Linked DNA regions of Homo sapiens: region 1 is linked to region 2. Evidence: chromatin contacts called from ENCODE Hi-C or POLR2A ChIA-PET data. All regions are on one chromosome and are shown on one strand. Each heading gives the region's core, a stretch centred on a gene start or an enhancer-like site at or near the end of the contact. The rest is flanking DNA. Distances are from core to core; before and after follow the strand shown. Region 1 has its middle 17 kb from the start of LINC01816. Region 2 holds the start of GMCL1 (germ cell-less 1, spermatogenesis associated).

Region 1 (5,381 bases), core at 670-3,169, 280 kb before region 2:
CCAGCACTTTGGGAGGCCAAGGCAGGAGGATCACCTTAGCCCAGGAGCTCGAGACCAGCCTGGACATAATAGCAAGAACCTATCTCTACAAAAAAGTAAAAGGTTAGCTTGGCATGGTGGTGAGCGCCTGTAGTCCCAGCTGCTCAGGAGGCTGAGGCAGGAGGAACACTTGAGCCCAGAGGTTTGAGGCTGCAGTGAGCCGTGAAAACAAAACAAACAAAAAATACACACACACACACACACACACACACACACAGATATATACATGGAGAGAGAGGTTTTTTTTTTTTTTTGAGACGGAGTCTCTATGTCTCCCAGGCTGGAGTGCAGTGGTGTGATCTCAGCTCACTGCAACCTCTTCCTCCCAGGTTCAAGCAATTCTCCTGCCTCAGCCTCCCGAGTGTCTGGAAGTACAGGCGCCCGCAACCATTCCCAGCTAATTTTTGTAATTTTATTAGAGACAGGGTTTTGCCATGTTGGCCAGGCTGGTCTCAAACTCCTGACTGCAGGTGATCTGCCCACCTTGGCCTCCCAAAGTGCTGGGATTACAGGTGTGAACCACTGTGCCCGGCCTATACTGAGCTATTTTAAACTCTTTCCCACCCCTGTACTAAGTCTAAAATCCGGCGTATGTTTTACATCTTTATTCAGACTAGCCATATTCCAAGTATTCAACTGCCGCATGTGACAAGTGGCTGCCGTGTTGGACAGGACAGGTTAAATGTTTCCTTCATGTCCCAAAACCTGCATATTGTAAGTTTTTATTAAATATGCACCCCTGGGGTGCCCTGTCTCCTGCTGAGGAACCCTCCTGACAGCAGCACATGCTCTGCTTAGACCTTCTCTTCCAGTTTGAGCCCGTTTGGAAAAAGCCAATGTATTTTAACTTACTATATCCCATCCTTGTGCAAACATTGCCATGCCTTTGCAAGATCCATTGGCTTCAACATCGCTTTGACTTGCCTGCTTACACCAGATTTATGACCATAGGAAGAAAGTTACATTTTCTGGTTCTTTTTTGTTTTTTGTTTTTTTTGAGAGGGAGTCTGGCTCTGTCGCCAGTCTGGAGTACAGTGGCACGATCTCGGCTCACTGCAACCTCCGCCTCCTGGGTTCAAGTGATTCTCCTGCCTCAGCCTCCCGAGTAGCTGGGACTATAGGTGCGGGCCACCACACCCAGTTACTTTTTGTTTTTGTTTTTGTTTTTTTTTTGAGATGGAGTCTCACTCTGTTGCCAGGCTGGAGTGAGGTGGCGCAGTCTTGGCTCACTGCAACCTCCACCTCCTGGGTTCAAGCAATTCTCCTGCCTCAGCCTCCTGAGTAGCTGAGACTACAGGCACGTGCCACCACACCCGGCTAATTTTTTGTATTTTTAGTAGAGACGGGGTTTCACCGTATTAGCCAGGATGATTTCGATCTCCTGAGCTCGTGATCTGCCCGCCTCAGCCTCCCAAAGTGCTGGGATTACAAGCGTGAGCCACCACGCCCTGCCTATTTTTGTATTTTTAGTAGAAACAGGGTTTCACCATGTGGGCCAGGATGGTCTCCATCTCTTGACCTCGTGATCCGCCTGCCTCGGCCTCCAAAAGTGCTGGGATTACACGCGTGAACCACCGCACCCGGCCTTCTGTCTTAATTTTCACAAAAGTATTTGGCCCCAAAGGCAGCCGATGCAGGGGCAGAGTGTGAATGTCACAGGAGCCTCTGTACCTGTGACTCTTCCCACCCAGGCCCCGCCCCGCTGGGGGTGGCAGCCCTGTGGCCTTTGCAGCCAAGCAGCATGAGTCATCTTGGTCACTTGTTAAACCTTAGCTTCAGACTCAGAGCCGCTTTTGTTTTTCAGTTGAATCGGCAGCCCCGGACACACACATACCCCACCACACACCCACACACAAGCACGCGCGCGCACATGCGCAGCCAACCAGGCTTAGTTCTTAAGTGGGAGAACATATTGTTTGTCATAATTAATGTCACATTCCTGAACCTGGCCTTTCTCTGCCACCCTAGGGGCTGATGGTCTCTGTCTGGGAAGCCCTGTATGCTATCAGTTAGGGCGGGAGGTTGGGGAAGAATTCAGATCCGACCAAAGGAACAAGGCAGGAATTCATCCTCCTGTGACTGAAGGGACGTCCACAACCCAAACAGGGCCCCACTATTCCAGCCAGGGCGGCAGAGCCTCTCCTTGTCCTCCCACCCAGGGTTGGAGATTTAAGTCTCCATACGTCTCAATTCACTTCTTAACCCCAGTGGTTCTCAACCATGGCTGCATGTTAGACTCACTCAGGGAGCTTAAAAAATTTCTGATGCTCAGGTCAAAAACCAGACCAATTAACTCAGAACCTTTGAGGCCTTTACTCTTTGACCAGGTAGATTTATGATTTACAGGCTCAGATGGAGCCATACGCTCCGTCCAGCAGTCCTTCAGTACTCTGGGGTCCACAGCCCCAACAGTTTCCAGGCCCAAGAACAGTGATTGGACACCCCCACTGCTCTCTGGGCCCCCTCTGTCCTTCCTCAGTCAGTGTGGTTGAGAAAGTGCAGGGAAAGGAACACTCCTTTTCTCCCACTTCAGAGAAAGCTAGCAGCGTCCCCACCACTGCTGGCCACACACCCTGTGACCTCTGTGCTTTGCTCCGTATGCTTTTTCCTCTGTCTCATTCTCAAATGTTTAGTCTGTTTGTTGGTCTTTTCTTCTTCAGCTTATGAACATCCTTGTGTCACTACCACCTAAAAAACCCAAATCCTTATCTCCATTCTGTCTCCCCTTCAACTTAGTACCTACCTCTTAGCTTAGTGGCTTCTTCTTCTTCTTTTTTTTTTTTTTTGAGACAAGGTCTCGCTCTGTCGCCCAGGCTGGAGGGCAGTGGCGCAATCACGGTTCACTGCAGCCTCGAACTCCCAGGCTAAAGCAATCCTTCCACCTCAGCCCCTGGAGTAGCTGGGACTACAGGCGCCAGCCACCACACTGAGCTAATTTCATTTCTTTTCTTTTCTTTTCTTTTTTTTTTTTTGAGATGGAGTCTCACTCTTTCACCCAGGATGGAGTGCAGTGGTGCAATAATTTTTGTATTTTTGTATTTTTAGTAGAGATGGATTTTTACTGTGTTGGTCAGGCTGGTTTTGAACTCTTGACCTCAAGTGATCCGCCTGTCTCGGCCTCCCAAAATGCTGAGATTACAGGCATGAGCCACCGCACCCAGCCTCACTCAGCTAATTTTTGTATTTTTTGTAAGAGACAGGATTTCAGCATGTTGCCTACACTGGTCTTGAACTCCTGGGCTCCAGTGATCCTCATGCCTTGGCTTCCCAGAGTGCCGGGATTGTGGGTGTGAACCACCGCCTGGCCCTGCTAAGCTTCTTGAAGGAGTAGCCCAGAGGCAGTCTGCATATTGTCACCTCTCCTCAACCATCACAGGCGGCTTTCGCCCCAGCCCAACAAAGATACTCCCCACACTCACTAAGATCACCAATGACCTCCTTGCCACCAAATCCTTCCTTTGCTCATTTTCTTTTTCTTTCTTTCTTTCTTTCTTTTCTTTCCTTCTTTCTTTCTTTCTTTCCTTCTCTCTCCTTCTTTCTCTCCTTCTTTCTCTCTCTTTTCTTTCTTTCTTCTCTCTCTCTCTTTCTTTTTTTCTTTTGAGGGGGACAGAGTCTTGCTCTGTCGCCCACGCTGGAGTACAATGATGCAATCTCGGCTCACTGCAACCTCCACCTCCTGGGTTCAAGCAATTCTCCTGCCTCAGTCTCCCGAGTAGCTGGGATTACAGGCACACGCCACCACGCCTGGCTAATTTTTGTATTTTTAGTAGAGACGAGGTTTCACCATGTTGGCCAGGCTGGTCTCAAACTCCTGAGTGCAGGTGATCCACCCACCTTGGCCTCCCAAAATGCTGGGATTACAGGCATGAGTGAGCCCCTGCGCCCGGCGCCTGTTACAAATTAATAACACTAAAATAATAGCATTGCTTTGTGCCATTATTCCTTCATTCATTTAAAAACTTTTATTGAGAAACTACAATGTGGAGGCACTGTTTCTTAAGCTCTATGGCTATTTTTTTTTTTTTTTTCTGAGACGGAGTCTAGGTCTGTCTCCAGGCTGGAGTACAGTGGCTCGATCTCAACTCACTGCAACCTCTGCCTCCTGGGTTCAAGTGATTCTCCTGCCTCAGCCTCCCAAGTAACTGGGATTACAGGCATGTGCTGCCACACCTGTCTAATTTTTGTATTTTTAGTAGAGATGGAGTTTCACCATGTTGGCCAGGATGGTCTCGATCTCCTGACCTCGTGATCCGCCCACCTTGGCCTTTCAAAGTGCTGGGATTACAGGTGTGAGCCTCCATGCCCGGCCAGCTCTATGGCTGTTATGAACAAAAGATATGTGGACTCTGCTCTCATGAAGCTTACATTCTAGTAATAAGAAACAAAGCCAGGCACAGTGGCTCCCGCCTGTAATCCCAACACTTTGGGAGGCCAAGGTGGGAGGATCACTTGAGGTCAGGAGTTCAAGATCAGTCTGGCCAACATGGTGAAACCCCACCTCTACTAAAAATACAAAAATTAAGGCCAGGCATGGTGGCTTACGCCTGTAATCCCAGCACTATGGGAGGCTGAGGTGGGCGGATCACCTGAGGTTGGAAGTTCGAGACCAGCCTGACCAACATGGAGAAACCCCGTCTCTACTAAAAATACAAAATTAGAAGGGCGTGGTAGTGCATGCCTATAATCCCAGCTACTCGCGAGGCTGAGGCAGGAGAATTGCTTGAACCTGGGAGGCAGAGGTTGCAGTGAGCTGAGATCGCGCCACTGCACTCCAGCCTGGGCAACAAGAGCGAAACTCCATCTCAAAAACCAAAAACAAAAACAACAACAAAAATTAGCCTGGCATGGTGGCACGCCCCTGTAATCCCAGCTACTCGGGAGGCTGAGGCAGGAGAATCGTTTGAACCTGGGAGGCAGAGGTTGCAGTGAGCTGAGATCATGCCACTGCACTCCAGCCTGGGTGACAGAGTGAGAAATGAGATGTTATATTTAAAAAACTTCCACTTCTTTTACTCTTTTATTTTTTAAAATTTATTTATTTATTGTTTTCAGACAGTCTCACTCCGTCACCCAGGATGGAGTGGAGTGGTGTGATCTTGGCTCACTGCAACCTCCCCCTCCTGGGTTTAAGAGGTTCTCCTACCTCAGCTTTCCTAGCAGCTGGGATTAGAGATGCCCAGCTCCAAGCCAGGCTAATTTTTGTATTTTTAGTAGAGACAGGGTTTCACCATGTTGGCCAGGCTAGTCTCGAACTCCTGACCTTAAGTGATCCCCCCACCTCGGCCTCCCAAAGTGCTGGGATTACAGGCGTGAGTCACTGCGCCCTGCCAAAACTTCCACTT
Region 2 (5,808 bases), core at 850-3,349:
GGTGCATGCCTGTGGTCTCAGCTACACAGAAGGCTGAGGTGGGAGAATTGCCTGATTCTGTGAGGTCGAGGTAGAGTGAGTCATGATCCCACCACTGCATTCCAGCCTGGGCGACACAGCGAGACCCTGTCTCAAAATAGAGAAAAATTTTTCCAAAGGAAAAAAAAACTATGCTACACTGACGCTTCAAAAAGGTTACAGGGTCAGGCATGGTGGCTCACACCTGTAATCTCAGCCCTTTGGGAGGCTTAGGTGGGAGGATCGCTTCAACCCAGGCGTTTGAGACCAGCCTGGGCAATATAGTGAGACTCCTTTAGAAAAAAGCTCCAAAAATCAAACAAACAATTAAAAAAGTTACTGAATAGTATTCACAGTAGGGGTACATTTTTGTATAATAAATACAAATATTCATACAAAAAAAGGTACAAAAGGTTTTATAAACCAAACTATTAAGTTTTTAATCTATGATTCCTTTTTTACAATATATAACACTTGTATAGCAAAACCTTTTTGAATCTGCTTTTAAAGTTTAATTTTAGGCCGGGTGCGCAGTGGCTCACGCCTATAATTCCAGCACTTTGGGAGGCTGAGGCCAGCAGATCACCTGAGGTCGGGAATTTGAGACAAGCCTGGCCAACACGATGAAACCTGTCTCTACTAAAAACAGAAAACATTAGCCAGGCGTGGTGGTGCGCGCCGGTAGTCCCAGCTACTCGGGAGGCTGAGGCACAAGAATCGCTTGAACCAGGAGGTGGAGGTTGCAGTGAGTTGAGATCGCACCACTGCACTCCGGCCTGAGTGACAGAGCAAGGCTCTGTCTCAAAAAGAAAAAGAAATCATTTAAAAAATTTCATGTGTGACCCTACCAAATAACCTTTAAAAACAAAAGCAGAAAAACCAAATTGTTTGTGTAAGCATATATTCTACCTATAAACTACATTCCAGGTCACAAGTCAATATTCCATCTTTCAACTCATCCAAAAAAAAAAAAAAAAGGGGTTAAACAAGCTGCAGCAGCACCGCCCTACATACAGTACATCCACGGTCAACGACTTCATCAACTACTAGAAACTTGCACAGACTCTGTTCCTAGTTAGGAACAAATGTACACTATTGATAAACTTCACCTTTACAATTAACAAGAACTCCTGTGTGCAATTACTTACCCTCCACTGAGTGGGCGACAATAAGAGTGCCTATTTCAGAGATTACATTTAGTGTCTGTACTAAGGCAACCGGATGCAAAACAACTTACTCTGCGGCTACCCACTTGAGAGGGCAAAGGTGGACTGGGAAGGCCAGCCAGCCGGGCGTCTCTAAGGTTTAACGAGACGCGAGCTCGGGCTTGGCGTTTCTCATCCTCATCTTGGGGCTGTAACAACACCCTGGAAGCGTCTGTGGTTGAAAATGCGGAACACCTGGCGTCTCCCAAGGCGCTCCCCAGTCCGCCCCGCATCGGGCCGGCTTCCACATTCACCCTGTCAAGGGCACGTCCCCTCTCCATAGGCTGGGGAGCGCTGCACCCCGCAAGCGCACGAGGCGCCGGCTCGGCCCCAGGCCCAACAGGTGCGGGTCCGGGTCCGCGCGGGTGCGTGCCCCCACGTACCTTCGAGGGGTGTTGAGGAGCCGCTGCTGCTCGTCCCCCTCCTCCTCATCCTCGTCCGTCTCCGAGTCAGGGTGACAGTAGCAGAAGGACCCGCTGCTCCGCTTGCGCTTGTGGCTGCCCGCACAGTAACAGAATCCGTGGCCCGCCGCATCGTCTCCAGTGTCCGGCCTCCGGGCCGAGCCCCCCGCCCTGGCACCCTGCGCCTGCTGGGCAAGGGCTGGTCTTGGCTGGCGCAGCACCCGGCTGCTCAACGATCCCATGGGTCACGGCTCCCCGAGACTTCAGGGAGCCCAGAGAAGGGGGTCTCCCGCCATGGCTCGGCCGCCGCCGCCAGCCTTCCCCGAGCGCAGGTGCCTACACCGCCACCTTCTCACGCGCAGCCCCAACCGTTGCAGCGGACGCCACAGTCTCCATCCTCTTCCCCGCCCGCAGCGTCCGGTCGCGCCGCGCTCTAGCACCGCAGCACCTCGCCCCCTCGCTTTCGCAACAAAGCGCGGGACGGAGGGCGCATGCGTACGGCGAGCCTCCGGAAGGGGCGGGGCAAGGCGTGCGTGCGTGGCAGGTGGAGCCTGCGCACAATCCGGCGCGCCAGTGCAGGCTGGTGTTTTCGGGCCTGCGGTGGGCGTGGCCTCTGACTAACCCGAACTTCGGCGTAGACGTAGTGTTAAACCGTGGTTCATACGCGCCTCTGTAGTGGCAAGACCTGGGACTCCAGTCACTCATTGTTTCTACAAAGGTGCCTTGAGTCCCCGGTGCTTATGGGCCTGTGCTAAGCTAGTGGCAAAACCCCGAAGCTATTTGGTCTCCTTGCGGGAGCTCGGCGCTTGCTGGGGCCACGCTCTGCTTGCTTGGGCGTGGCCTCCTGTGAGAGGGGGCCCTAGGATGAGGCGATATGCTGGATTCCTGGGCTTCCTTAACATGAGCCCTCCCCTGCTGTAGACGTGAATGGAACCCGTTAAGTTATGGGAACGTTCCCGGCACTCCTTTCCTTTCCTCTCAAGTGCCAGTGGGATGTCCGAATAGGGTCTGGCACCATGACTGTCTGGACTCAAAAGTGCCTTCAGGAGGCCCTAGCAAAATTTACTAGTGTCTGCTTGGAGTAGTAGCAGCTCTTGTGATGGACTCCGGACAGCCAGCGTTCATTCCCTGACTCCCTTCTGTTACTTTTTAAGTAAAATAATGAAAATATTTCAAATAGAGTAATACAGATTCCTGTGGACCGACCACTAGCTTGAAATTTTATCAGACTTGCTTTCATTCTTTTTTCCTCCCAGCTTTATTGAGGTGTAATCAATGATTCATTCTTTTTTAAATAGAACAATACATATAGGCAGAAGCCCCTGCGTACCTCCTCCATCTCATTCTGTCTCCCTCCCCAGTGGCAATCACTGTGCTGAGAATGTTGTATATCATGTCCATGCATGTCCTTATATGCATACCCATAAATAATATTTTCTTTTGCATGTTTAGACATATCATGGAATGGAATCATAGTTGTACCTCTCATTGTGCACCTTTCTCCTCTCTCAAAATTATACTCTCAAGATTTATCCATTTGGTCAATCGCTAGATAATTTTCACTGCTCATTGTATGACTGACCCATATTTGTTTTTACATTCCTTAGTGAGAGAGGTTATTTCTACTTTAACGGCCTTACAGAGCAGCAATGAACATCATGTGCAATGGATTCACCAAGCAGATTCCCAAAAGTGAATTTGCTGCGAAATCTGCAACTTTGTTAGCTATTACCAAATTGCTCTCTGGGTTGATTGCATCAAGGTACCAATTTAGACTCCCATTGGCAGTATACGTAGTTTGAGGGTCCCCGTGGACTAATGTCTGATTCATGCATGAGAAATCTGAACCGAGAGAGGCTAGCCGAGGCAGCTTGGGGTGGAGGTGGGAGGCGGAGAATAATGGCTGCAGAGGGATCAGCTTGCATACACAGAATTTGCCAGCACAAAGAACGTGCAGGTGTTTCCCATGGAGCAGATGTGGACCACCATGAGACAGCTTAGGTCCTGCCCAACAGGCCTGGGAGGAAGGCAATGAACTTCAGCACTGAGAACCTCAAAGAGTCACCAAATTCCTAGAGGCTGAAAAAGGAGTACACATTTGCCTTGCCAGAGGAACCTCAGGTGAGTAGCGTGATGAGGTTGACAAAGGAACCCACAAGAATGCCCACAAGAATCAACTTTAGTCTGTCAGGGTCACATAGGGCTGATCCTCTACCACCACAGCAATGACAGTCAGGTAACAACTTTCCTGCTCCCCTTAACTCTCTTCTTTGCTACAACCCAGACATGGTAGGTTGGGGCAGGGGGAGAACATTGAAGGAAACCTAGGTGGAAAAAGAAGAGAAGCCCATGGTCTCCCTTTCCCCAGAAACCAGCTTCCTACTTGCAATAGGCCAGAGGTGAGTGAGGGAAGAAGCATCAACTGTAAATCAAGCTTGCAATTTTGACTGGATATATTACTTACTAAAATGACACTGTTTTATGACCTTAAGGGACTACACAGTAGGACTTTAAAACCTAAGAGTGAACAGAAAAGTCATGACTCTATCTGAATTTACATCTGAAGAAGGGGAAGAACTGCCCACTGAATAAATGTAAGTGGACAGTGGGAGGGAAAAACAAACATAATTATATCTCAAAGTCATGCTAATTCAATATGACAAACATTCGTCCAGGGTGACTTTATCCCACCTTCTAGAAATCTTCTGGTGAATCAATGCTATTTGTTTTAAAATTTTGGCTAAGCTACATATCATTTAAAGATAAAACTTCTACCAAAAAAATCACCATGCTTCCAAAGACAAAGCTGATGTGGAGATTCTGTGGTCTTCTGGGAAGGCATTGAAGTGGTAGTATTATTTCCTGTAAGTAACTGGAGTGACTAAATATTCACATAAGTAGCTTCTACCAGTAGCTGTAGCTTTTATAATAAACAACACTAAACTAAAAAATTCTTATTATTTCACTCACCAAAATACAATGGATGCTATAAAATCAACAAAAAAGGCAAGTATTCCCACTATAAGAATATGAATGTCCTTTATACATTTATGATATTTAATATAAATGGTCTACTTAGAGCAGAGGGCATCACTCATTTCCAGAGAATAAGTTCATACATTATTTTATGTTATTGAGTAGTGTTTGGCATATGTGAACATTAGCCAGTAGGCACGCATAAGACTAAATATGATTTTTTTTTTCTTATCTTGTAATTCCTGTAGAAACTGAGTAACACAAGTCCTTCAAAAATAGCTCCTTTCAGGGGCCAAGATGAAAAACCTCAGAAGGTGAAAAGTGGATCAGAGAAAGACTATACCTCACTTTAAAGACACTTTTTTTTTTTTTTTTTTTAGATGGATTCTCGCTCTGTCGCCCAGGCTGGCGTGATCTCGGCTCACTGCAACCTTTGCCTCCTGCCTCCTGGGTTCAAGCAGTTCTCCCTGACTCAGCCTCCGAGTGGCTGGGATTACAGGCACCAGCCACCACACCCGGCTAATTTTTATATTTTTAGTAGAGATGCAGTTTCTCCATGTTGGCCAGGCTAGTCTTGAACTCCTGACCTTAGGTGATCCACCCGCCTTGGCCTCCCAAAGTGTTGGGATTACTGGCGTGAGCCCCCGCCCCCGGCCTAAAAACACCATTTTTAAATTAAAATTATTTTTCCACGTTCTTACAAAGTGAACTTTTTAATTAAATCCAAGTACATCTTCAGAATGTTTCTGGAGTTGAAAGGCACAGTGCAAATAGAAATTACTACAATCAACAAAATTGATTTTAAAAAGTATTTTTAGCACAAAAAAGTTTTCTTTATATCATACTAAATTCAGAGCATTACATCATTCCCAGAATACCTAGTTTGAAGCTTATTTTTTTTTCCATTCACTTGCAAGCTGGATTAAGACATTAACTATAATAATATGGAATGTTCAGCATTTATGTTTGGTAACCAGATGTATATGGTTTGTATAACCATACTTTAGAATTTAGTTCAGATAAATTGGTTTTGGTATACTTTGACTACAGAAAGTGATTTCAACATAAGATGTGATGAAGGAAGTCTCCCATGAAAAACTTAGTAAGGATCAACTGATGCTATGGACAAAACCTAAAAAAAGAGATTTGTAGATGCTTTCAAGGCTTTGACTATGAAATATAGAAAACTGGATGGGCATTCTTACTGA

What was found. Hi-C counts contacts between places; a loop is a spot of excess contacts on that map. ChIA-PET counts read pairs that join two places held with the same protein, here RNA polymerase II (POLR2A). Pooled maps may share reads with other maps.
Region 1: a loop to region 2 is called in a pooled map, with 3 times the contacts of the local background. The contact joins the enhancer-like site here to the promoter of GMCL1 in region 2. A Hi-C loop is called at or near these places in 1 of 50 pooled maps. POLR2A ChIA-PET finds 5 or more read pairs at or near these places in 2 of 52 experiments (CD4-positive, alpha-beta T cell and activated CD4-positive, alpha-beta T cell).

Annotation. Positions count from the first base shown.
Region 1 is chr2:70,105,434-70,110,814 of GRCh38, reverse strand. No RefSeq gene overlaps it. Among named protein-coding and RNA genes, the nearest start is that of LINC01816, 17 kb to the left of the region's middle. Within about 2 kb of position 1,919, at least 35 of the 41 ENCODE cell types and tissues checked have a DNase peak (open chromatin) inside an H3K27ac peak, as active enhancers do; they include CD4-positive, alpha-beta T cell, where a contact is called at or near this core.
Region 2 is chr2:69,825,951-69,831,758 of GRCh38, reverse strand. It overlaps GMCL1 (germ cell-less 1, spermatogenesis associated), which reads right to left and starts at 2,099. Exons shown (of 14, transcript NM_178439.5): 1 at 1,607-2,099. The coding sequence starts at 1,866. It overlaps LOC124906021 (a long non-coding RNA gene), which reads left to right and starts at 2,228. Exons shown (of 2, transcript XR_007086846.1): 1 at 2,228-3,745; 2 at 4,981-5,808. ANXA4 (annexin A4) reads right to left here. Exons shown (of 13, transcript NM_001153.5): 13 at 4,647-5,808. RefSeq lists silencers at 1,435-1,610, 1,558-1,637, 2,018-2,247 and enhancers at 1,221-2,141, 2,658-2,747, 2,142-3,063.